Linked DNA regions of Homo sapiens: all the other regions are linked to region 2. The links are chromatin loops, found by intact Hi-C in ENCODE. Cell type or tissue: IMR-90. All regions are shown on one strand.

Region 1 (5,000 bases), 300 kb after region 2:
AAAAATGTAAAAAAGTTTGTTCAATAGTGTCCTAGGCAAAGAAAGCATAATCTGATAGGCAGAGAGGTGTGAGGAAAGGTGGACTATTTAAAGAATGGCAAACAGTGTTACTGGGGCATAAGAGGAGATACAGGGGTATGTGTGTATATTTGAAGGACATAAAAGGGGCAATTCCAGCTATGGAGTTTACAGTTTAGTCTCTTAGAAAATAGGAAGCTATTCAAGCAAAAGAGTAAATGATTGTCTCATGCTTTAGAAAGTCCTCTTGCAGCACTGCACAAGGCGGTGGAAGTGGGTAAAGTGGACACAGGGATGCCATTTGGGAAGATCAAAAGGAACTTTAAAAAGACTAGTCACATTGAGAAGGCGAGAGAATCACAATGATTTCAGATTGGAGTTGGGGATACCCAGAGATCAGTATTTTTTTTAACCACAATCCATGATAAGAAATACATTTTAACATCATGACCTGGCATACATGCTTATATGACATAACCTGGCATGACATGCCATATGCATACAAGTGTGACATGTGTGCACATGTGTATAAATACACACACACATAATACAAAGGTTTCACTAATCAATAAGAAGCCTAATGTGTGATGATTTTAGTTCTATATCATTAAAAAAACTGGTAATCAAAACCCATTTATAGGTCAAAATATGTAGTTTTAAAAGTGCTCCATAGGCCAGTGGACATAGGTAGTGTTGTATTGAGGGCTGTGGCTATAGAAGACAGTGCTAGAGGCCTGAGGCACTGCCATGTTTATTATCCAAACATGGGGAAAAGAAAACAACGAGAGATGTTCCAAAATAGTGGATTTGTCCTACATAGATGTTTTCTTTGTATCCTATTGATTTTAAGGTTGTTGCTGACCTGAGGTATTTAATGTTATCTGTGTTACTTAAGTAATGATTTACCATTTGAAGGGACTTGCTGTTCTTTTATAGTCCTACAGGTTGATTGCACTGCATGGACTAATTAGGTATTCATGAGCATATATATATATATATATATATATATCACAGCCAGGCTTTTAGCAAAGCTCTTTATCTGTGCTACTGATTCCTGCATGATATTTCTGGAGTCAATCTGTTGCTACGCTTAAAATTAAATGGAAGAGGCTGCTGTATCCAATGGTTACTTCATCTTATAAATTATTCTGTAAAATGCTTGAAGCCCTGGAGCATAGTTGTTTTTTAAAAAACATCAAAACGTAGTGTTAATTTTGGTCTTGATGACCCTGCCCTGCAGAGTTAGAGCTGTCCAGTCTGCTCCTGGGCAAAGCAAAAGTGAATGCTTTTAGCACTCAATGAATGTGTGTACAGGTTCTGTTCAATCATTCCCAACAGTAGTCCCCTGGGATTGACAAGGCCATTGACTAGTTAGGAGAACTTTAAGTACATACGCATATAGCTTTCTTTTCTCTTTCTTTTCTTTTTTTTTTTTTTTGAGACAGTCTCGCTCTATTGCTCAGGCTGGAGTGCAGTGGCATGATCTCAGCGCACTGCAACCTCTCTGCCTCCCGAGTTCAAGCAATTCTCCTGCCTCAGCCTCCCAAGTAGCTGGGACTACAGGCACCCGCTGCCACACCTGGCAACTTTTTTTTTTTTTTGTATTTTAGTAGAGACGGGGTTTCACTGTGTTCCCCAGGCTGGTCGCAAACTCCTGAGCTCAGGCAATCAGCCCACCTCGGCCTCCCAAAGTGCTGGGATCACAGGCATGAGCCACCGTGCCTGGCCCATATATAGCTTTCTTATCTCTGACAGTAATTTTCATTTTTACGAAAATAATGGTTGTCATTCTGCTCTCCCATATTAAAAACATGATATATTGCTGTATCATTTACAAAGCACTTTTACATATATTATTATTATTATTTACTGAGATGAGGTCTTGCTCTGTTACCCAGGCTGGAGTGCAGTGGCAATGATCACAGCTCACTGAAGCATTGAACATTTGGCTTAAGCAAGCCTTCTGCCTCAGTCTCCTGAGTAGCTGGGACTACAGGCATGTGCCACCATGCCTAGCTATTTTTTTTTTTTTGCTAGAGATGGGATTTTGCTATATTGCCCAGGGTGATCTCAAAGGATCCTCCCAAAGCTCTGGCATTACAGGGGTGAGCTATCACATTTGGCCCACATTTATTGGGCACTTAACAATGTGCCTGGCAAAGTGCTAACCACTTGATATGCATTATCTCACAGAATCTTCAGACCAAACCTATGATGTAAGTACTGTTCACAGTATAGATAAGAAAATTAAAGAAACTTGCCCAAGGCCACAAAGCCACTAAGGGGTGAACCATGATTCAAACTTAGGTTTGTCTGTCTTCAGAAGTTAACTTCCTAACCACTGAATCATATTTCATCTGTTCCACTAAATACATTTTTCTGGGGCTTAGCAATGCCAGTTTATTTACCTAAGATTATCAACAAACGAGTGGTAATACCAGGACTCAAACTCAAGCCATCAACACTAAGTCAGTGAGATCTTCATCACCTTACACTGCCCCACAATAACCCCAACAGTAACCCTGTATACAGTCAGCTGTATTCACAGGCCAGACACAAGAGGAAAAAGGAGAGGGAAAAGGCTACTCAGGAGTCACAGGCATAGAATGCTGCTGGCGCATACGCCTGCTCTCTTTCCATTTAAAGTCAAAAGGAAAACAGAGGAAAGAATGCACAAGATGTGGCAAGAAAAAAACTGAAACCGTATTACTTTACACTAATTTAAGGCAGCTGTATAACCTATATATTAGGAGGCAGAGAGAGTTCAAATGACAGAAAAGAGGTAGTATATGGACTAAACAAGAATACGTGTTTAAATATTTAAAGAACTTCTGAATCTTGATATGTGAAAGTCAGTAATAAAAATGAAAATTGATGAAGTAGTTACTATATCTTTCTTTCATAAGAGACTAGGATAAGAAAAGTACAAAAAAATTCTTAACATTGGAAGCATTACAAAGCAATCTCTCAATGAGAGAAAAACTCCAAACTAGCAGTTATAAAAGTGTACATTTAGAGCCAGGTACAGTGGCCTGTGCCTATAATCCTGTCTACTTGGGAGAATGAGGCAGGATCACATGAGCCCAGTTCAAGTCCAGCCTGGGCAATACAGGAAGATCCCACCTCAAAAAAAACAAAAACAAAAACAAAAACAAAACAAAACAAAAAAAACCACCACATTTAATTTACATAAGACAGATTATTAAATCCAAATTGTGCACAGGTCTAGAAAAGAGATCAATAACTGGAATCAATTGCTTTTAAACAGTTAAAAATCCTTCTCTAAAAAGAATTATGAGTACCAAAGCCTGCTGAAATCTAGCATGAGCACTGAAATTAATGTTCAAAAAATAGGTTTGTTTTTTCTTTTTTTTTTTTTAACGCTATTTTATTTTTGAGATGAAGTCTTGCTATGTTGCCCAAGCTGGTCTTGAACTCCTGAGCTCACGTGATCTACCCACCTTGGCCTCTCAAAGTGCTGGGATTACAGGCGTGAGCCACTGTGCCCAACTTAAAAAACAGGTTTTGAAAGCAAGTTTGATAAAGCAATTTATTACAATTTTCTCTTCTTCAACAAGCTATTATTTCAGCTCTAACTCTGGTCATATACTTGTTTTTGGATCTCTGCTTCTTTTTCTGGCAACATATTCAAGAATTTAAATATTCACTAGGCTTTATGGAGCAGTAAATTCGGAATAATGTTTAAACAAATACTCCTAAAATATTTTTCAACAAATGTTTGTAAATGGATGTTGAAAGTAAGCCTGTTTTTTAAAAAAAAAAAAAAAAACACTACCATAGACCAGAGCGCCAGTTTAAACAGAACACTACTTCAAAAGCAAAATTCATTATGATGAATGTGTCAAGTGAAATTAGAAATCCACTAATGCTAATTGGATATATTCTGAATGTATTAAACTTCTGAAGATATTTTTATGAACCCTTTGGAATTTCCTATTAACACCCACGCATGGCTGCACTTTGGATGTACCCACAATTTGACACAATATAGGTTATTATGCTTAATAACTTTCGATCTCTCAGGGTGATTGCATAAAGAAATGAGAAAAGCTACAGTGTGAAAACACTCCTTCTAAAAGGAAGGGAAAATGAAATACGAAAAAGCTTGAAGAGTAATGACAGAGTAAACATGGTTGTGTTTTTTCAAATAAAAGAATTATAGAGCCAGAGGGTCACCATGAAAATCTAACACACAAAAATGAGAACTTGCCAGCCTATGGAAACATAAAATATTTCATGAATGGTTTTACAGATAAGTTCAAGGAGGGTTATCAATCAATAGATTGCATTTCCAGAGTGGTCAGTGAGTAAATCCAGGGCATTCAAACAAAGTCCCCAGCTGGTAAAACTGATGTCACTGAGGACAATCCCATTAGTTCCCCTGTAGTCTCTTGGTACCTCTGTCAGAAGCAGCTCACTGGGCTTCATGGAAGGAAGGTCCAATAACCAACACCAATATTGTTAGAAATCAAAATGATAGCAGAGCAGAAAAAAAAAAACAACTCACAGTTTGGCATGTGTGAATATAAACAATAGGAGCGGACAGAAAAGGTGCCTTAATGTTATAGGCAGTTACTAAACACACATAAATACAGCCTGTGAAATTGCCAAAGCATCAGACATCGTTTTGGACAACTTAGCATTATACAATGAGGGCATTTTTCTTACAGGGGTCATTGATGCATGGACTCATGAAATGATAAATGACTATATGGTGTTCATAACTATAAAGAGAAATTATGATATTAAATAATTATGATATTATAGGGACAAAAGCAACTTCATAGTTTCATCCCAGGAGTATCCTGGTGAGGGGTGGCATGTGACCACAAAGCAGGGGTGGGGTTAGGAACGTTTGGCCACACACGTGTACACTGGGCTGGCTTTCCCCAGCTTCTGATGGCCCTATCCTCATCTCTTAGCCCTCCCCATTGAGGGAGGTTATGTTGACATCTGCTTCA
Region 2 (5,000 bases):
TAACAATGTACAGTATGTCGTAATATGATCTTTGGAGAACTGAGAGCAGATTAATATTTCTCCACCTCCTCTCCTGACTGCCTGCCCATACCATATGCTGGTGCAATCCCTCCTATCCTGTATAGACTCTTTGCTGCTTGTACACAACAAAAAATAATGGGGTGGGGGGATTATGTTCCACTGCAGCATGAGAAAAAAGACATATCTTTTTCCTTTAAAAGGGGTTTTGTTTCATATATGAACCTACATATTTAACTGTATTTGGAAGTGGATTGATTCCTTTAAAAAGTCTTTCTTAATGGTCAAGGAAACTGAGGCCAAGACTGTGTCATAATTAGCAGGCCTATGGAGGTTGAGGCCTAAGTGGTAAATGTCTATGGACTTAAACATAAGGAGGAAGAGAAAGGAGCATCTTGCTTAAAGCGACACTGGTCACAGGACCAGAACTGTCCTGATGCCAACATATTCTTCCTTGTTGATCCATCAGAGAGAGGAACTTGGAAAGATAAAAATGAAATTTATCCTTTTGGGCAAAAGATCACTAGCAATGAATTAGAGAGTTACGTCTTGAACATTATTAATAACGGGGTTAAAAGCTAGATTATCCAATGCTCAAATTCACATCTATACCCAAATGGTGAAGGGGCAGAAAAGGGGAAGTTCTGCAAGTTTCATTATGTTTATTGATACGGTATGGTTAAGTGGATATGCTATGGTTAAGCTGCAGTGTTTTATTTAGGAGATCTCAAATACTTCTACACTAAAACATACAAAAGAGCTATCCTAAGAAGGAGAGAGATGTAATAAAAGGAATACAAGCTTTGGAGTCAGATGGGCAGAGTTCAAATCCTGATCCCCACCACTCCCTAGCTGTGTGACCCTGGGTTTGTTAGTGAGACCATATTTGCAAAAGACGGTGAATAATATCTATGCAACTAGGCTGTGTGGCTGAAATTACACATAGTTTCAGTACTGATAGTTTCATGGCAAAATCAGATCCTGGAAAAAAAGGTGATTGAGTTCACTGCCAATGAGATCTGAATAAAAGCACAAGTAATCCTAAGAATATAAAATTTAAAATATTCCTGAGACACTATATATATCAGAATTTTTACAAATTAATGTATCCTTTTATGATGTGTCTGTATGCCAAAAAAAAAAAAAAAAGTTGAATGAATTCTTATAATACTTATAAGGGTCCCTAAATTGTCTGTTTTATAAATCCAGATTTTTATATTAGGTTTAAAGAGAAGTGTACCTGACATATATTTTATCACATCTGTTATAAATATACTTTCCAAATGACATTGGTAAGAAATCTCATATCCTTAAGATTGAGAAAGAGGAGAATGGGGAAATTTTCCAATTTGAAAACAGCCACTTAATTTTTCCTCCAAGAAAGATTGGCTAGGAACATATTTAAGACTGGCAGAGCTGGACAACAAACTGTAAGTATTTTCCTCTCTAATGTAAGTTTACCTTCCATAGCTCAAGACTGTTTTACAACACTTAAAATGAAGTCGTTAAAAAAAATTCTGCATGCATTCCATTAACATTTGGACCTACAGACTTTCTACCTTTAAAACATTCCTTATAATATTTACACTTCACTCTTAACATTGTTTAAAATTACAAGAGGTTTCCCACAAGTTTCAGGTCACATTGGAGTTACTGAAACTGACTTTGAAGACCTAATTTAATTTAGCACCGTTCTTGGATATTTTTTCATCTGTGGATGGTATTAGAAAACAAATTAAAATTTTGTATATATTTTCTTCCAAAATATATCCACACAACTGAAGTATTATTTGAAAAAAACCTGTTATATTGAAGTAATTCAATATAACACATCAGTAGCATATTGTCAGGTTAAACCTTTTTAACATTTTTTTGCAGTATTTCCCAAAATATGCCCCACAGTACCTTGTCCTATACAACATTGTATAGCATATATTTCTGCCAGGTTCACAAACTACATTAAAGTTCATGCAGGAGAGGGACTAATAACTTTACCCACGAATTTCCCAAACAAGGCTAATGCTGTCTTTGAGGTGGGGGCGGAGGGTGCCTGTTACCTCCAGAGCACGTATCTGCTAACACTGTGTCAAGCACACCATGTTCAAACCACCTCGTTCCAAGGCTCCCCACACTGGAATGAAACCCAAACACCAACAACCTCTTGTACCCTTTCCACATGATGACCAGCAGTCTTTGGGTACAGCCTAACACAAAGTCCCTCCAAACACTCTTCCATCCTCCTCTGCTCCAAGACCCCATTTAACACTGGCAGTGAACACTTCCTTTCTGAGCCTCTAAAGTTCTTACCACCTTGACCATTCACATTAGGGCCTTCACATGTGCTCTATGTGGGCACTTTAATAGGTTTGTATTTTATGTCCTCGATCAGAGAAGCACCTTGAACAAAGACACTCGTCTTCTCTTACATCTCTTTCTCAGCTCTGCATCTAGCAACGAACGGTGGATGTGCTGGGTGCAAAGAAAGAAAAGGGCAACATTCCTGCAGGGGTGGTGGTATGCATGATCTTAAGCACTCCCTGAGAACAGGGAGAGAAAGAAATGCAGGAAATGTGTTTTCAATCTGTGTGTTACGGCTTCAGAAAACTCACACCTATACAGGCTGAAATAATTCTGTAAATAACCACAAGGTGGCAGACTGGACCAACCGTCCTTCCTAGAACCCAAAAGCAGTCGCCGGTCTCGCAAGTGAGTCAACACAGAGATGGGGGTTTAAAGCATTCCTGAAGATCATCTTAAAGAATATGATGATTCCTTTCTCTTTATGTCCCTGACGAAAAGGGGCAGGAAGTCGGGAACAAGTCCATCAGCACTCCTATTAAAACTGTTTAACTTCTATCATCCTTAGCAGGGAAATGTTTATTTTAAAACAGCCTCCCCAGATCTTTGTAAAGCACCAGAGCAAATAAAACAAAAATGTCATATCACCAGCCTGCTGAGGTGCTTTGTGCATCCGAGTGACTCATACCCCAGAGTTACATCATCACATACTTTTGAACAATGTAAGAAAAAAAATCCATAGCAGAGTGTATGGTTTTCAAAAAAAAAATTATTATTTTAGAGTTACAATAATTACTTTAACCCTAAATCATATGAAGGCAAAATACTGTTTCTGAACTTACTAATTTACACCCAAAAGAAAAACAATCTCCTAGGATTGTGATTTCATTCAAATTCACATCAAAGCCCAGGAAAACCTGATAATGACATTACTGGTCATTGCTGATAAGGCCCTCGTATATTTCTTCAGCCTCGGATTCCTAAACATTATAAGACACATGTATGGCTTAAACTTTATTAAGACATATGTATGGCTGAGTGCAGCCATATATGTAATCCCCACAAATGGCTTGAGTCCAAGTTTGAAACCAACATGGGAAACACAGTGAGACCCATCTCTATAGAGAAAAAAGAAAACAAAATTAGCCAGGTGTGGTGACGAGCACCTGTGGTCCCAGTTACTGGAGAAGCTGAGGTAGGAGAATCACTTGAGCCCGGGAAGTTAAGGCTACAGTGTGCTGTCACTGTGCCAATGCACTCCATTCTGGGCAACAGAGCAAGACCCTATCTCAAAAAAAAAAAAAAGAAAGAAAGAAAAGACATGTATGAAGAATGCTAGAAGTAAATTATAAAGACTCAAGTCATTCCCTGTTTGTCTAAAACTTCTTCAGGTTTCTTTTCCAGAGGAAAAAAATAAACAAATCAATCAAAAAACTTCCTCAAGTGTTTTCCACTGAAAAAGGCATGCTTTTTTAGACTGAGTTTTTGAACAATTCCTAAACTTGAGACAAAGGTGATTAGTAATTACCTCATTAATTAGCCATAAAAATTACAAAACAGACTTGTAAATTACAACAAAACACTCTTTTATCCCATTCGTCTTCTAATTCAAGTTGGTGTCAGGGAGCCCCAGAGCAGTCAAGTGTCAAGGGACAAGAGCTGAAGAAGGTACCAAGTACTTCATAAATTTTAAGGGACAGATGAAGTATCATCTATAATCTGCATTCTCAAAGAGTTTATCTCTCATTGAAGAAAACACAAGGGTTAAATGATATAGTCACAACAGAAGTCACAGGCAGTTTTTATGATTACCAACTGGGTGTTATGTTTAGCAACCTAAAATGCATACTATGCACCATGTTAATTGTCACGTCCCTGGGAAAAATGATCCCGTAAGCAAGTTTCACTTGTTAAGTTACGATTTTTCATTAGAAGAAGCAACAATTTAGTTTTCACCAAAAACTCATTTTGTTAACAAATAAGAAAAGAGAAAGTGTCCAAAATCAGTTCGCAATTCCTGTTTTCAAGAGTCAGTATAAATATTTCCCCTTCAGAACAATGTATTACACCACCAAGCCTACAGCTTCCCAGAATTGCCATCTCTTAGGCAGCAAAAATACATTTAACAAAAGATATCTTCATTTTAAAAGTATCTTATTTTAATAGACTCTCAGACTGCAATATTTGTAGTCAAATTTTAATTTACATGTGTAGATTAACATACTATATTTGCACTGGTTTTTTCCATCAAAAGTTAGCAGGCTGTGAATGATTACATTTAACATTTAAGTAAAACAACCAAAAACAGAAATCAGCTGCGTATACACACAGAGAACAGAGGCACAGACATACACTCTCTCTCTAATAAAATGATTCCTGAACTATCTTCAATTTCAATTAAAAAATAACATCAACCAAACACCTTCCCCACAAATTCTCCTCTATCAGTAGAGTTAAAACCTTCAGCTTGGTGTTCAATTCATTTCCCAAATACAGTCTGGCTCCAGTTAAACCTCCTAGAAACCTTGTTGAGCTGGGGGTGGACAGACAGGGGCTGCTATACATCATTCCACTGAACTCCTATCTCCGCAACAAAGGGCCATAGAGTCTGCACAAATCACCCTCAGGAAACCTCAAGTTTCTAATACCAACCTAATTCCAGAGGCACTATCAACAGCACTCAT
Region 3 (5,000 bases), 450 kb after region 2:
TCACCCTCTACTCCCCCTGTCCAACTATTACACCTTTCCCCACTAAATTATCATCTGTATACCATGATACCTAAATTTATATCTCAGTGTTAGATCTTTCCCTTTATATGTCCAACTAACTACTCAGTATCTCTATTTGGATGTCTCAAAGGTACCTCAAATTCAACATGAGGTACCATGTTGAGACCAAAGTGATGATATTCCACTCAAACGCTATCTTTTTCTTCCAGTGTTCCTCATCTCAGTAAACAGCCTCACCATCCATCCAATTGTGTATCTCAGGAAGCCAAGTGTCATCCTTTTTCCATTCTGCACAGTCATATCCCACATCCAGTCCAACACTTGTTACTGTTGATCACCCCTGTACCTTTCCCATCCATTCATTTTTATCCATCTTTACTATCACAACTTTAGTACAAGTGGAGTCATCACTCACCAATAGTAACCTGCTCAGTATCCTCTTTAAATCCATTATGGCTCCCCTCCATTTTGTTCTCCAAGCTAGAACCAGAATAGTCTTTTTTTTTTTTTTTTTTTTTTTTTTTAAGACAGAGTCTTGTTCTGTTACCCAGGCTGGAGTGCAGTGGCATGATCTCAGCTCACTGCAGCCTCTGCCTCCTGGGTTCAAGTGATTCTCCTGTCTCAGCCTCCCAAGTAGCTGGGATTACAGGCACCCACCACCATGCCCAACTAATTTTTGTATTTTTTGTAGAGATGGGGTTTTGCCATGTTGGCCAGGCTGGTCTTGAACTCCTGACTTTGGGTGAGGTGATCCCCCTGCCTCAGCCTCCCAAAGTGCTGGGATTACAGGTGTGGGCCGTGGTGCTCGGTCCAGAATAGTCTTTTAAACATGCAAATCTTTTCATGTCAACCCTGCTGAAAATCCTTTTCATTGGTTTACTGTTGCTGTTGGGAAAATATCTTAAATCCTCAACAGGTCACAAAAGTCGAGTCAATCAATAAGCCCTAACAGATCCTCTCTACATAAACTCTTCTACTTAGCATAACCCTTTTTCAGAGACACCAGCGTCTGTTAGTTGCACATCTATTTGTTTCTTTTGGCTTCTATCTCTGCACAGAATTAGGGAAGTTCATGGAGATGCCAAAAGATTGGCACTAATTCTCTAACCTTTCTCACTCCATGCAAAGAGATTTGGTGGAAGTTTTATTATTGTTTTTATTTCCTGTGGAAAAAATGTATTATTTGCCTCTATTCACATTCTATAAATTTAGAATATCTTACAAAAGGTATAAAAACCTAAACCATTTTATTATGATATCTCAAAACCAAATTATATAGGGATAAAACAACTCCAGCATTAATGTCAGAAGGAGCTCAGGGGCCCTTTATATATCATGGTATTTTAAAACAAATATTTAAACCTATCAAGATTGTTAGATTATATTTTTCTAGTGTATGGTAGAAGTGGTTTTAGAATCATATTGGGCAACACTTTTTCACCTCTCTAACCCTTATTTGCCTTGTAAGGATTACAGAGGTAAAATGGGATAATAAAGTTACCTACATTCCAAAGTTATTTTAAGGACTAACTAAGATGAAGTATGTAAAGTACCTGGCACAAGTGTGGCACATAGTAATGATCAATAGGTGCTAATTATTACTATTTTTGTTTATGATAGTCACAAGTCATTGTTTTAAAAGTTCTTTTAGGTTCATGTAACATTTTTTTCTTCAGAGAAAAGAAATACTGAACAAGTCTATCACTGGTTTTGTTCTATCAAATATGGGTAAATACACTTTTTCAACTGAAAACAGTAAACATTAATCCTATTACTCTGCAGAGAAGAAAATAATCTTACTGCTCTTCAGAAAGATTTTACTATTACTCCTTATTGCACATAAGCCCTGTCTACCTGGTGCTATTGTGAACTAATAATCAATATCCTTTTTTGCCATGTCACTTCCAGCCCCTAGATGAAGAAGCTTGTCCCGTTGGGAGTCCTCAGGCACTAAGTCCACTGCACCACTTCTGTCTGTGCGATGATTTCTGCCAGTGGTGGAGACTCTGCTGTCCCCTGGTGGCATTTGCCGTCTTTCATTTATTCAATGTTCTGGCTCAGAAGACCTACAGTTATCCTTAGATACTCGTAAATTTAGCAGGCAAAACCTGAGAGTTGCTATCTCATTCTGATCTGTAATTATGACTCTTGTAGTGGAAGCATCACTTTCTCTATGTGGTTCAGAGCAGAAATTCTTGGTTAGGAAACTCTCCCACATGTTACTGTCTCATCAACACCAGTGCTTCCTAGGCAGAATTCATTTCGTCTCCTCTTTAAGGAGTTACATGCTAAACTGTTCTTTGGAGTTCTATCTTTGGTTTCAGAGTCTGATTCTACAGACAGGATCCTGAAATTTCCTCTTCTAACTCTGCTATCCTTCCTAATTTCTTATCTTTGACAAAGAGGTTGGATGTTACTTCAAATTTGTCCAGGATCCTAGTAAGGACCTCAGTGATCTACAACCTATGCCCATGTAAAGGAATAAAGTTAGATCTGTATGAAATACAACTTTATTTTTCTATAACTCCGCTGAAATTCAATTCTGAATTGCCTATTTTAAAGGGCTGGTAATATCATAATCCGTGTCTATTTCTGGTATTCCTCCTTTCTCTCCCTTGGGGTTGGATCTAAATTCAAAAAAGCCTAATATAACAGCAAATTTGGGGGTTTGGAGCCTCTGGTTCTCAATGTGATCTGCCTACACAGGCATCCAGTGAGAAATTCACGATCCTAACTCAGTTATCAGTTCTACAAATCTCTAATGAGTTCAGAGTTCCCTTCTGCAGGCTCCCTTTAAATGTGGAGGCTGCCTTTCTTTTCCACGTCATACATGGGTGTACAGGGATATTGTTTTGTTTCCACTTCAAGTTAGGGCATACAAAATCTCTGTGACCCTGTCTAGTTCCCATCTACCTAATCACACCATGAATCTTGTTCTCTTTCTGGGGCCTGTTGCCTTCCTGGGACAGTTCAGGAATCAAGGAACACGTCCCTCTGCTCCTGGATTTCACAAACCCATCTATGGAGGTTTGGTGGCTTCCCAGGTATGTGACGGGGACCATGGTAAGACTCCCTGTCTCTGGGACTGTGGAAATCTGCCTTGCCATTGCCTCCTCTCTCACTTTCCCCTGTGCACCATCCACAATCTTGTCATCTCCCAACACAGAAAGTGGGTTTTTTGTTTGATTTTTTTTCTGAGAATGGAAAGCCATGATCTTATAAAAGATGTTTTGTCCAAATCTTTTGCTATAGCCAAGAGTCTTATCTGTTTCTGTAAAGCCAAGCCTTTTGCAACACCAAAGACAGGAAGAGATTCCCTTTGTTCCCTCTGCTTTCTTTGCTGTCACTTCTTTCTTTAAAAGCAAAGAGCACAGAATGCCTAGCTGCTTGTTTGGGGTGATGGGCAATGAGATTGAGAAAAGAGAATATTGGGGAGGAAGGCAATCTATTAATATTATTCTACCACATTTATGAGCAACAGGCAGAAATTATAACAACAAGGCTATCAGGAAAACTCCCCACTCCATCTGGATGAAACTGTGTTAACCCTAAGAAACGGGGCATGCTTTTGCCTCTTCTGCTCTTTTCCTTGCTAAGCACAGACAAGATGTCAGAACTCAGAAGTCCTGTTCCATGTAATCAGACTGACAGTAGAACAAGTGTTTTCTAGGAAAAGGTTTATCTTTTCACTGGAGATCCAGTTCTGAGTGGTTTTGAAAGGTACAATTCTTTTATTTGGTTTGGTTCTAGGAATATGACAGTTTATATAAAGCTGTTGCTTTACTGTGAAAAACCTAGACATAGTGAGAGTAACATCTGAATTAATCTTTTACACCCAGAAACCAGTAGAGCAGAAAGAGTCACTTTTTTTTCCTTGTAAGAATGCAAAGGAATCCTCAAAACTCCTTTGCAGTTTTAATATCCATTTTGAAATATGTTGATGTAACTATTATAATGAAGTATTAGCTACTTATGGTTAGTAATTGCTTACCCTTATTGAGTACTTACTGTGTGTCAGATACTAAAACACTTTTATTTAATATTTTTCATTTAATCTTCATAATAACCTTAGGAGATACATATTATTATTCTGATTTATAGGTGAGGAAAGTGAGGCACAAAGAGGCTAAGTAACTCGTCCAAAGGCACAAAATATGATGTGTTACAGACTGAATGTGAACCCCAGAATTCTGATGGCAGAGAAGATATGCCTACCTAAGTATATTCATCATGATAATAATGGTTGAGAGGCTATGGCATATGGGTGTCAATTCTTGTAATAAAATGTTAAATTTAAGCTAGTAGATCAGAATAAAAATGTTAATGTGAACTTATTGTGATATATGTGAGACAAAGTTACCAGTTTGCAGCCAAGACATGAAACTGGATTAGTGAATGATTTTGATGCTCTAGTTTATCAAGGGATACAGAAGTTTTGTTCTGAGCCGTCCTGGGTCTTCAGGGAACCACCATGAATAAATACCGTGAATAAACACCAGGAATTGGAGAACATAAGAAATTAACATTTTATATTTATGTTAATGTGCTGGAATTTGGAAGGATCAGCATGAAAATCTGATACACAGAATCATTTTGAATTACACTTAAAGGCATGGAAATAAAATTTCTTGTTAACATTGTTTCATAAAATTCTCAAAGCCATTAGTATTTTGTATAATTCATTCATTCAAAAATATTTACTGAGCACCTACTATGTGTCAGGCACTGTTAGAAGTGCTGGGGATAGAGTAATGAAAAAAACAAAGGTTCTTGTCCTTGTGGAGCTAAATTTTGTTTTTTTAAACTCCTCTTACTATCTATCATTCCCAAGGAGCTGATTTTTAATGAGTATGTGAAATAAGTAAGTAAACAGTATATTACAAAGTTATAAGTGCTATGGAAAGGTAAATTAGGGGTATCTTTGAGTTTGCTCCTCTTAGTGTTCTTTTTCCTTTCTATTTCAGGGATAAAATGGGCTA
Region 4 (5,000 bases), 320 kb after region 2:
TTTACCTGAATTCTCCCAGAGCTTCCATCAAACGGCTGACATAAAACTGGACTCGGAGACTTGATTCTGCTATTTTCCTACAGGAGATCATAGCCTTTATTGAAGAGAAAGCAAGTCAAATTACTGAGAAGAAATTTTATAACTTATCTACTGGGCTGTATTAATAAAAAAAATTATGTAATCAATTAACAACACTCAAGGTAATAATGCCTTCAGTCACGAAAAAGCAGTCATTTCCTTCCCTAAGGTAACCCAGTATCTGGTAACTAACATCAACATGCCTAAAATTTATCACTGCTACAGGTGATTTAACTTCCTTAGGAAAGACATCTGATACATCGGCAAAGAAATTCTGCCATCTTCAAAGCCCCACAATCACTTCTCTATTTGACTTTGGATTACATCCTTATTACCTTTTCAATTGCACTCTTCAGCCTGTTCATGTGAGATTCAAACAGGGGAAAATGAGAAAAGAAGAAGTCCTGGAAATTCCTTTGTGCTTCTTCTTTCTCACATAGGGAAAAGATGATGCTTATGGCAATTTTCTTCCTCCTAACCATAGCTGGATTAGAGCTACAGGTTTCTTCAGCCAAGCTGAATGTCTCATCAGTTGACCTGGAGGGAAATATAAGTTTGAAAAGTTGCCATGCATCAGTGAGTCACACTGAAGGTCAACTGTAATGACTGGGGATGACACCCAGAACATTCAGTCATAACTAAGAGTATCTCTGCCTTTAGTTCATTCTTTTCTATAATTCCCTGGCATGAAGATGAGAACATCAGCTTGCCTGCCACACGGTATTATCCTAACATGGAAAGAAGCTCAAATGAAAGCTACAAGTAATTTAAATTTCCCGTTGTTACTCTTGTCCTTTTCCTTTGAATCGTTTTATGTCAAATTGATGATATTTAGGAAGGAATGTGAAATATCTGTTTATCCAAAACATAGTCAGATACCAATAGATAAGACATCAAAAGAGGAATGATACTACGTGGTATTCTATTGAACAAGAGTAAACATTTGAACATGTACTGGTACTTCCAGGATTACTTTCCCAGGGCTATTAAAACTACTAGATCAAGTAACTCTTCTAAATGCTCAGATTAAGCCATATGATTAAGCTCTCTGAAAATCCTCCAAGCAGAAACACTTACCTCTCTTCTGCTACAGTAAAATTTTCAAAAAACCTGATTCTTTTGAGAGACTCGGCTTCTATGATGACAGCCACGAAGCCCAAAACTTCTAAATATATATTTAATTTGTCTTGTGGGGTAAGCCTCACAAAAATGGCCTAACCATGTCTCTTACTTAACTACTGTGAAAAGCCAGTGTAGCTACCAAATAGCTACTAACAGCAAGAGTACAAATAAAATAGTTTTTTCCTACAAAAACACCAACACAAAGGACCTAACATTGCAAATGAGAGCCCTAGACTGGCGATACATTTTCTCTTTCTAACTCCATCATCTAGTCTCCTATCTCTGCCAAATATAGAAAGGAACTGCTTCCTCCATTTTCTTTACTATAAATTACAACATAACAATTACTCATGCTGGGCAGAATATGAGAATTAGCCTTCTGCCCCCTGGTCTTCAACTTATTTACTTAGGGCTCTACTCATAGCTTGTATGATTTCAAATAAACCTAGATTTTATTATTAAACATACATATGCCAAAAGTGTTATGGTCAGGAAAGCTATTAAATTAATTAATTAATTTTGGGGGGACAGGGTCTCACTCTGTCACCCACGCTGGGGTGCAGTGGTGTGATCATGGCTCACTGCAGCCTCAATTTCCCAGGCTCAAGCGATCCTCCCACCTAAGCCTCCCAAGTAGCTGGGACTACAGGCACATGCCACCATGCCCGGATACATTTTTTTTTTTTTTTTTGGTAGAGATGGAGTCTCCCTACATTGTCCAAGCTGGTCTTGAACTCCTGGGCTCAAGTGATCCTTCCACCTCAGTGTCCCAAAGTGCTGGGATTACAGCCGTGAGCCACTGCACCTGGCTATTTTATTTTTAAAGGAAAGGAGATAGACATCTTATTCTAACCTCATTATGTGTTACTATTTCCCTTAACTTCAAGCAAGATCCTGGAGATGTAGGTATGGTTGGTAAATCAGTAAAAGGTTTTCACTCCAGATGTTACTGATGGCACATGGTGCTGTTATAAATGCTACACATTACAATAAACCATCAATTGCTTTCCCTGGGAAATTCCCGGATTCTAATCATCAGAGAAAATTCTTGAGGTTTCCTTAGAACTTCACACAATTTCATACAATGTTCTCTCTTCTTTACCAAGGTACTGGCACTAAAGCCTTGTTTTCTTGCACTACAGTAGTTGATTTCTGTTCTGTATAGGAAATTCTTCTGAGTTTATATTACAATAAGGCTTGCTTGCAATCCTTTCCACTTTGTCTGTCATCTTACATTTCCCTTCTTTTTCAAAAGTAAAATGACTGTATCAGTCCACTCATCTTTAGGCCAGCTTGACCTTTAATAATCAAATTATAATAAACACTGAACCCAATACAGTTTCTCATCAACATCTCCACCCTATAAACAATAGCCAATGCTCTCATCAGTTTTAATGTAGGAGAGAGTGCCACCTGCTGAAATTTCTGAAAAACTTCCATAGCTATAATAGAGTGGAGAACTTACTTGCTTCACCATAACCCTCCACTGAATTCTAAATCAACTGAGTTTCATTCTGTAGTCTTGCATCAACCATGCAACGTGGAATAAATCAGGTCACGTAGTATCTTACTTATAATTTAGAAATTATTCTACAAAAAATGATGTTTAAGAATGTTTTCAAAAATTTAAGTGTGTGTCCCAGTACTTCATCAGTACTTTATCTCCATGTCACCAGAGAAGGTACACAGGCTGTACTGCAAATGTGGAAACTGAGGCAGAGTTCTACCTCAACTTTCCTCAGGAACAGAAAGGTTCTTAGTAACAATGCTGGAGTTAGAACCCAGGATTCCTATCTTCTAGTCTAGGCTCATGACTTGGATACTGGCAATGACCAGGGATTCTGACCCCATGCCTAATCTGTCTGCTGGTGCTCATGCTAGTCAATGCATCATGCCACGCAGAGCACTGAGGAAAGGAGCTGGAAGCAGTCTGATCAACCGACAGCCCTGAGAGTCAAGGAAAGGCTGCAGCTACATACAATTTTTTTCCTAATAAAGAAATCAAATAGAATTTTGTTAACACTTATCGATAATCATTTATATACATTGTAAGTACTTCAAGATCATAAATAATTAAAGCAAAAATGGCTATTTAAGTACATCTCAATAATCTATCACTGGTATCAGGACTCCTTAGTCTAATTGTTATTTATGTCAGTTTTGAACTTATACTGAACCTATGTATTACATTGGACTATATGAAATTAATGTTTTGTAGGTCAAAGAACATCCCATCAGCAACTTTATAAAGTTGGTCCAATTTAATAAGTCAAATCAAAAGGCTTCCTGGGACATTACACCTTGCTCTTTAGGGTTTCAATTGCCTCGGTAAGTGATGGAATCCTTGAGGTTAGCTGTTAGATGCCCAAGCCCCATTCCCCATCCAGTAATCAAAGCCTACCACTTGGCACAGCAGGGGGCTCTGAGGTCAGCGTGGAGCCAACTGTTAAGAATTGTGAATACTGAAAACATTCATTCTATTTTATAGAATAAAGTGTTGCCCGATTCTAACAAAAAACAGAAACTGTGACTATCATCCCTGCTACCTTTAACTCTCTTAGGAAGGACATTTTTAATTACCATGAATTTTCTGTCAAAGCCAGAAGCAATCATAGTGTTTGGTACCCACTATTCTCCTGTCTCTAGCATAAAAAACTAATTTTCCCAACCACATATCTGCCAAAAGGGAGAGATCAACTACAAATCCTTTAAATGAAGGGATCTTAGGCCGGGTGCAGTGGCTCACGCCTGTAATCCCAGCACTTTGGGAGGCCGAGGTGGGAGGATCACGAGGTCAAGAGATCGAGACCATCCTGGCCAACATGGTGAAACTCCGTCTCTACTAAAAATACAAAAATTAGCTGGGCATGGTGGCACACGCCTGTAATCCCAGGTACTCAGGAGGCTGAGGCAGGGGAACCGCTTGAACCCGGGAAGCAGAGGTTGCAGTGAGCTGAGATTGCACCATTGCACTCCAGCCTGGTGACAGAGTGAGATTCCCGTCTCAAAAAAAAAGGGATCTTCACGGGCACAGTAATCAATTCAAAACGTCTGCCACACTCATGTTCTCGGTGTTCAGCAGTACTCTATTAAGGGCTGGCTGCATGGGCATGCGACCCCACACGCACAGCGTCCCCCCTCTCACAAGGGCCCCAGGCTTCATTTAATGTTCTGTGATTACCATTTTGAATTTTAAATAATTTTATCTTTGGACTTTTGTGCTGTAAGTGAAGTTTAATGGGACAATGAAGCATGTGTTCGGATGAAGTCTAATGAGACAATGAAGCTCAGAAAAGGATACCCCAAAGTATGACACTTTGGTATGCTGAGTACTTTGAACTGAAGGACAGGGGCTCAAAAGCAAGACCTTGCTTTTCTGACCTTATTCTGCCCTTCCTTCTCCTACTCCTCTTTCTCCCCAAAGGCATAGAAACTAAGATTCCTGTTCCCCAAGGTAAATCAAAAAAACATGAGCCTCTTTTTTCCCCAAAGCTAACTGTAAAACCTATTATAGAAATACTATTCTAACTTTCTCCCACCTTTGTAAGTGCTGGTCACAAATAATTTCTCTGACCTACCTTGCCTGAAAATAGATCATAAGACCCTCCCATTTCGGAGGGGTCTTACCCTCTACCTGGGAGGAAGGAATGCCATACAGAGAGGTCAAAAAGAATTCCGACAAGACAGGTCCTGCTGGGTTTTCCTGCTTAAGTCTATTACCATTAGATCATATTTCTTTGTCCAATCACATTTCTACATGGCAGTCCATTCTGTGTTGAACTTAAGCATAAAAATACAGT
Region 5 (5,000 bases), 180 kb after region 2:
ACGTTTTACAAGCCATATTGTTATAGAGTGGAGGATTGAGAGCACTATTTCCACCCAGTCCAGTGTCGGTTGTGCTCTGTGGATTACATCATAATTACCATCATTACTCAGAGCAATAAAAGAGCTATGCATACCTCTCAGCTCTTTCCAGTGTGGGTAAAACCGGCGCGATTCTTACCTAATGTTATTTCCAATCTATCTGTATAATTTAGTGTCTTCCCCACTTTTCTATTTTTTATTGTGCTGGCAAATCTGTTTTATATTCACATCTTCTCACTGGTCATTTATACAACTCTAATAATAAGAAAACCAATTAACACAAAGGCAGAAATGATATGGGGCCAAATTGACACTGGCAATGTAGAGTCAAGCAAGACTCTCCACTGGGACCTGTTATTGTACAAATAAAAAGTACGTTCTTTTATGAATCTACAAAATAGTCCACTTAAATGAAATACTTATTTTTGCAGTTATGTAATCAATTAATTAAGTCTAATAAATAGAGAAGCTTCATTCATATCTAAAATATGCAAGAAGGAGATGTAAGATAAAAGACAAATATGAAAACTGCTGTAGAACAGGATTTAGTAAACCATGGCTCATGTGCCAAATCTGGCTTGCCACCTTTTTTTATACAGCTAAAAGTGGGCTTTCACTTTGTAAGTGGTTGAAAAAAGTTAAAAGAAAAATATTTACCAACCCATAAAAACTATATAAAATTCTAATTTCAGTGCCCATAAATTCTGTTTTATTAGAACACAGCCACACTTACTGGTTTACGTATTGTCCACTGCAGTGACAGGGTTGAGGAGTTGTGATAGAGATTGTATGTATGACCTGCAAGCCTAAAACATTTACTATCTGACCTTTAAAAAAAAATGTGCTGACCTCTGCTCTAGATCAAAGAGTTTGATTATGGAGGCCAGGCACAGTGGCTCATGTCAGTAATCCCAGCACTTTGGGAGGCCGATGTGGGAGGATCACTTGAGGCCAGGGGTTTGACACCAGCCTGGGCAACATAGTAAGACCCTCATATCTACCAAAAAAATTTTAAAAATTAGCCGAGTGTGGAGGCCCATGCGTGTAATCACAGCTACTTAGGAGGCTGAGGTGGGGGAATTATTTGGGCCCAGGAGTTCAAGGCTGCAGTGAGTCAGGATTGTGCCACTGCACTCCAGCCAGGGCAACAGAGTGAGACCCTGTCTCTAAACAATAACAACAACAACTAAAGAGCTTGAATATGGAGGAATACCAATAATTGCCCTCTCCCTTGCCTTTTGTGAGGATAGTTTCTGAATGAGCCCCTGGCTTGCCTTCATTTCTTTGCATTGCTTTAGTATAAACCCATATCCTTGGCTGGGTCCGGTGGCTTACACCTGTAATCCCACCACTTTTGAGGTGGGCAGATCACCTGAGGTCAGGAGTTTGAGACCAGCCTGACCAACACAGTGAAACCCTGTCTCTATTAAAATTACAAAATTAGCTGGGTGTGGTGGCGCATGCCTGTAATCCCAGCTACTTCAGAGGCTGAGGCAGGAGAATCGCTGGAACCCAGGAGGCAGAGGTTGCAGTGAGCTAAGATTGTGCCATTGTACTCCAGCCTGGGCAACAAGAGCGAAGCTTCATCTCAAAAAAAAAAAAAAAAGCCATATTCACAAGTATGATAGTACGAACACCAAACTAATTATGATTTAGCTAGCAACAGAGACCAAAGAGGAGAAAAGAAGTAACTTCAAATAATTTCATGTGGTCTTAAAAGTAAATTGCACAGCAGCAGTAAAAAGTTGCATTGTAGCTGTGTGTTTGTGTGTGTGTGTTTTCTCTGAGGAATGTTTTCCTTTTTGCTTTGTAGCTGACTACCCAGAGGCCAGCACACTCTTCTCCCTTTCCAGAGAGCTTCCATTTTATTTGGGTGTCTACCCTGACCTCACATGACTCAGGATTAAATTCTGAATCATCCAAGCCAGTCATCGAAATTCCAGTTCCCTTGCCAGCTCTTGGTTTTAGGAAGAGACGAATGACTCAATCCTGGTGAATAAAATGAGAGAGGAATTTATCTGAGGTTTTCTAGGAAGGGCTTCCCTGCTGATTAAACATACACACACCCTCTTGAACATCATTGTATCTGCCTATGATAACTGAAACCGTGACAGCCTCCTTGGGACCTCAAGGGGAACTGGCCAGGGGTAAGGAGAGGATGCAGTGCACACAGATGGAAAAGCCTGTGATTCCGAAGACATCATTGAGCTACTGAAGAAAGCAACCCTGGATTCCTCCTGCCTCAGAAGATCTTATTATGGGACATAATTTTCCTTAATTGTTTAATCAATTTTGCAATGGATTTCCTATTACTTGCAGCACTCAAATGGATTTTTATTAGTTCTATATACACAAATCTTACTAATTTTTTTCATGAAATATCTAGAGACTATCTATGTGAATGGTGAGCATTTCTTATAATAAAACTGACTATACCATGCACATTTATGCTAGGAAAATTGCAAGCCAAAATAAAGAAAATGTAATTTATTTGTTATCTACTTAGATTTTCCTTTCAGGAGAGATGAATATGTGGATTCACCTGGTTGCAAAATTTTGTCAAGATGGGTCAGTTTTACTTTTCAACTAAAAGTCCAAGGATGTTTACAAAATTTTTGATTCTGCCTTCTTTCTCTACTTGACAGGAAAACTACAGAATTTTATATTTTTGATTACATCAGCAAATTTAATGAGCAAGCAGTCTTCTTTCAGCAAATATTACTATGCATTTGCTTGGTGCATTGCACTGTCCAGAATGCTAAAGAGGTTCCAAAGCAAACGAGACGTCGTGCGAGTCTCTAATAGGGACGAAAAACGGGTTAACTGTCAAGCAAAGAGACAAGACACATAGTCACGAAACGGCTAGGAAACCTCAGCACACAAATGAAACAGATCAAATTGTACTTTAAAGTTTCAGTGAATAATAATGTCTGCCATGAAGAACAGAAAATGTTTTCTCTTTTTTTTTTTTTTTTTTTTTTTGAGATGGAGTCTCACTCTGTTGCCAGGCTGGAGTGCGGTGGTGCAATCTCAGCTCACTGCAACCTCCGTCTCCCGGGTTCAAGCGATTCTCCTGCCTCAGCCTCCTGAGTAGCTGGGACTACAGGCACACGCCACCACGCCCAGCTAATTTTTGTATTTTTAGTAGAGACAGGGTTTCACTATGTTGGCCAGGATGGTCTTGATCTGTTGACCTTGTGATCCACCTGCCTCGGCCTCCCAAAGTGCTGGAATTACAGGCCTGAGCCACCATGTCCAGCTCAGAAAATATTTTCTAAAGGAGGTGAGCATGGTCTTTAGATTGTATGGGAGGCCAGAAAAACAGAGGCCATGTCATAATGACCTTTGTTCACACTGAGCCAGTATTGGGCATGTGGTAAGGTGCCAAATATATTATTTAAGCCATCAGTTAAGCTGTGCATAAGTGTCAGGTGAATTCTCTAATTCTTTGTGACTGAATTCCAATTTATAATTTGAGGCATAATTATATCAGTTACCTAGTTGACACAATAATCCCACGAGTTTATTATTGGAAGCAGTTTAATTAGTAACCACTGCCCCTGCTTTCAGGTTGTCCACAGGAAAGTTTGACTACAAAAAAACAAAAAGAATAATAACAAAGTCCAGGCACGGGACTCATGCCTGTAATCCCAGCACTTTGGGTGTCCAGAGTAGGAGGATCACTTGGGGCCAGGAATTCAAGATCAGTCTGGGCAACACAGCAAGACTTTGTCTTTATTAAAAAGAAAAATGAAAAAAATGAGAAAGTTTATCATTTAAGAATAGAACTAAGGTATGTAGCAAGGATGCTTTAGCCTGCTGTTTATTTGGCTCATTCAGAAATTTGACAAACCTAGCCTTTCAGTTCTTTCAGTGGTTAGGCCCATTGCATAATTGTACCAACTGAATTGAAATGCAGCATTTAAAAATTTTCCGGGCCATGAGTTCATTCTGTGGTAAATGTCAGAATTGGAGAGCCTTATTCACATTAGCAGTTGTAGTAATTAATCTCTAGCAGTATCTCCTTTTTTCTTCCCCCTATGTGCACATGTCAGACGTGCCCATTAGAGTTCATTTCATAGGTTCGAATCCCACCATCGCTCTCTGACCTTTACCTTGGCTTGATTCCCCTGACAAGCCCAGCTGTTCTGCACTGCACATCTTCAAGGGGCAAATTATGACTCTAGTGTCAACAGATTATCAAATATACCTATTGAAACACTCATTTCCAAGGTCTACTTGATTCCTTTTGATTTATTTATTTGGTGGGTTTCCATCTGGTCACTGAAATAGAGGATTGACCTCATGAGGCAATATTATAAAATGAAATAATGTAACTGTGAGCTCTCATCCTTCTACCTCTAAGTATTAAAAATAAATGTAGTGAAAAGCAATTCTTCCTCTGACCTTACACTTAAGTATCTTAACATAAATTCCAGAATAGGAGGGTTTTAAGGCAGTTCTGGAAATTAAGTTGCTAGTTGGAAATTTAAAGAAGTGCTTGCCTCTCACCCAATATGACTTTATATATCTTCAGTCTTTTAATGGAACTCTTTAATTCATGTATTCAATCAACAATTCACTTACTTATTCAACATCCATTTCTTCTGTGGATCTCCCACATTCAAAGCACAGTGCTGGCCATTAAGAATTAACAGAGATAAATAAGATACAACTCTTCTCCAAGAGCTTACAAATGAGGAAGATCCAGTAAATTTGATATAGAAAAGAAGAAGTGAAATTCAATGAAGCTACCATCTACATCGTGCTGAGTGTTTAATTTTGACTTGAAGGGATTAGATAGGTTCTCCATAGAAGGAAGCATTTACAATAAGCCTCATAGTGTTCGGTTTAACAATGAGAAAAGGTTAAGGAAGGTATTATGGTCAGATTAGGAAGACATTATTCTTCAATCCTGAGAAATCTGAATGGACACAAATTCCCAAGTGCTGGAGAAAATT

The links. A loop is a pair of places that touch in the nucleus more often than their neighbours do. Peaks named below come from ENCODE experiments on the same cell type or tissue, not always from the same donor. Only the 100,000 strongest peaks of a DNase experiment are listed, where the experiment ranks them.
Region 1: a loop joins it to region 2, with 5 times the contacts of the local background. A loop is called at or near these places in 12 of 110 quality-filtered maps.
Region 3: a loop joins it to region 2, with 3 times the contacts of the local background. A loop is called at or near these places in 71 of 110 quality-filtered maps.
Region 4: it touches region 2 in a loop (9-fold over the local background); 94 of 110 quality-filtered maps call a loop at or near these places.
Region 5: it touches region 2 in a loop (5-fold over the local background); 12 of 110 quality-filtered maps call a loop at or near these places.

What each region holds. Positions count from the first base shown.
Region 1 is chr4:158,871,543-158,876,542 of GRCh38, reverse strand. The region is part of intron 14 of FNIP2 (folliculin interacting protein 2); the gene reads right to left. Among named protein-coding and RNA genes, the nearest start is that of FNIP2, 110 kb to the right of the region's middle. In IMR-90, no CTCF peak of the experiment used is centred here; a DNase peak (open chromatin) is centred at 2,472; H3K27ac peaks cover 175 bases.
Region 2 is chr4:159,173,382-159,178,381 of GRCh38, reverse strand. All of the region lies in intron 1 of RAPGEF2 (Rap guanine nucleotide exchange factor 2), which reads right to left. Among named protein-coding and RNA genes, the nearest start is that of MIR3688-1, 47 kb to the right of the region's middle. RefSeq lists an enhancer at 2,264-2,996. In IMR-90, a CTCF peak has its summit at 2,665 (motif pointing right); DNase peaks (open chromatin) are centred at 2,721 and 2,981; H3K4me3 peaks cover 502 bases; H3K27ac peaks cover 533 bases.
Region 3 is chr4:158,727,183-158,732,182 of GRCh38, reverse strand. No RefSeq gene overlaps it. Among named protein-coding and RNA genes, the nearest start is that of PPID, 6.3 kb to the right of the region's middle. In IMR-90, a CTCF peak has its summit at 2,034 (motif pointing left); a DNase peak (open chromatin) is centred at 2,022; H3K27me3 peaks cover 822 bases.
Region 4 is chr4:158,854,672-158,859,671 of GRCh38, reverse strand. FNIP2 (folliculin interacting protein 2) reads right to left here. Exons shown (of 17, transcript NM_020840.3): 9 at 414-615; 10 at 6-94. Among named protein-coding and RNA genes, the nearest start is that of FNIP2, 88 kb to the right of the region's middle. In IMR-90, a CTCF peak has its summit at 2,612 (motif pointing left); DNase peaks (open chromatin) are centred at 651 and 2,621.
Region 5 is chr4:158,993,877-158,998,876 of GRCh38, reverse strand. All of the region lies in intron 1 of SPMIP2 (sperm microtubule inner protein 2), which reads left to right. Among named protein-coding and RNA genes, the nearest start is that of SPMIP2, 39 kb to the left of the region's middle. RefSeq lists an enhancer at 1,419-2,618. In IMR-90, no CTCF peak of the experiment used is centred here; a DNase peak (open chromatin) is centred at 1,976.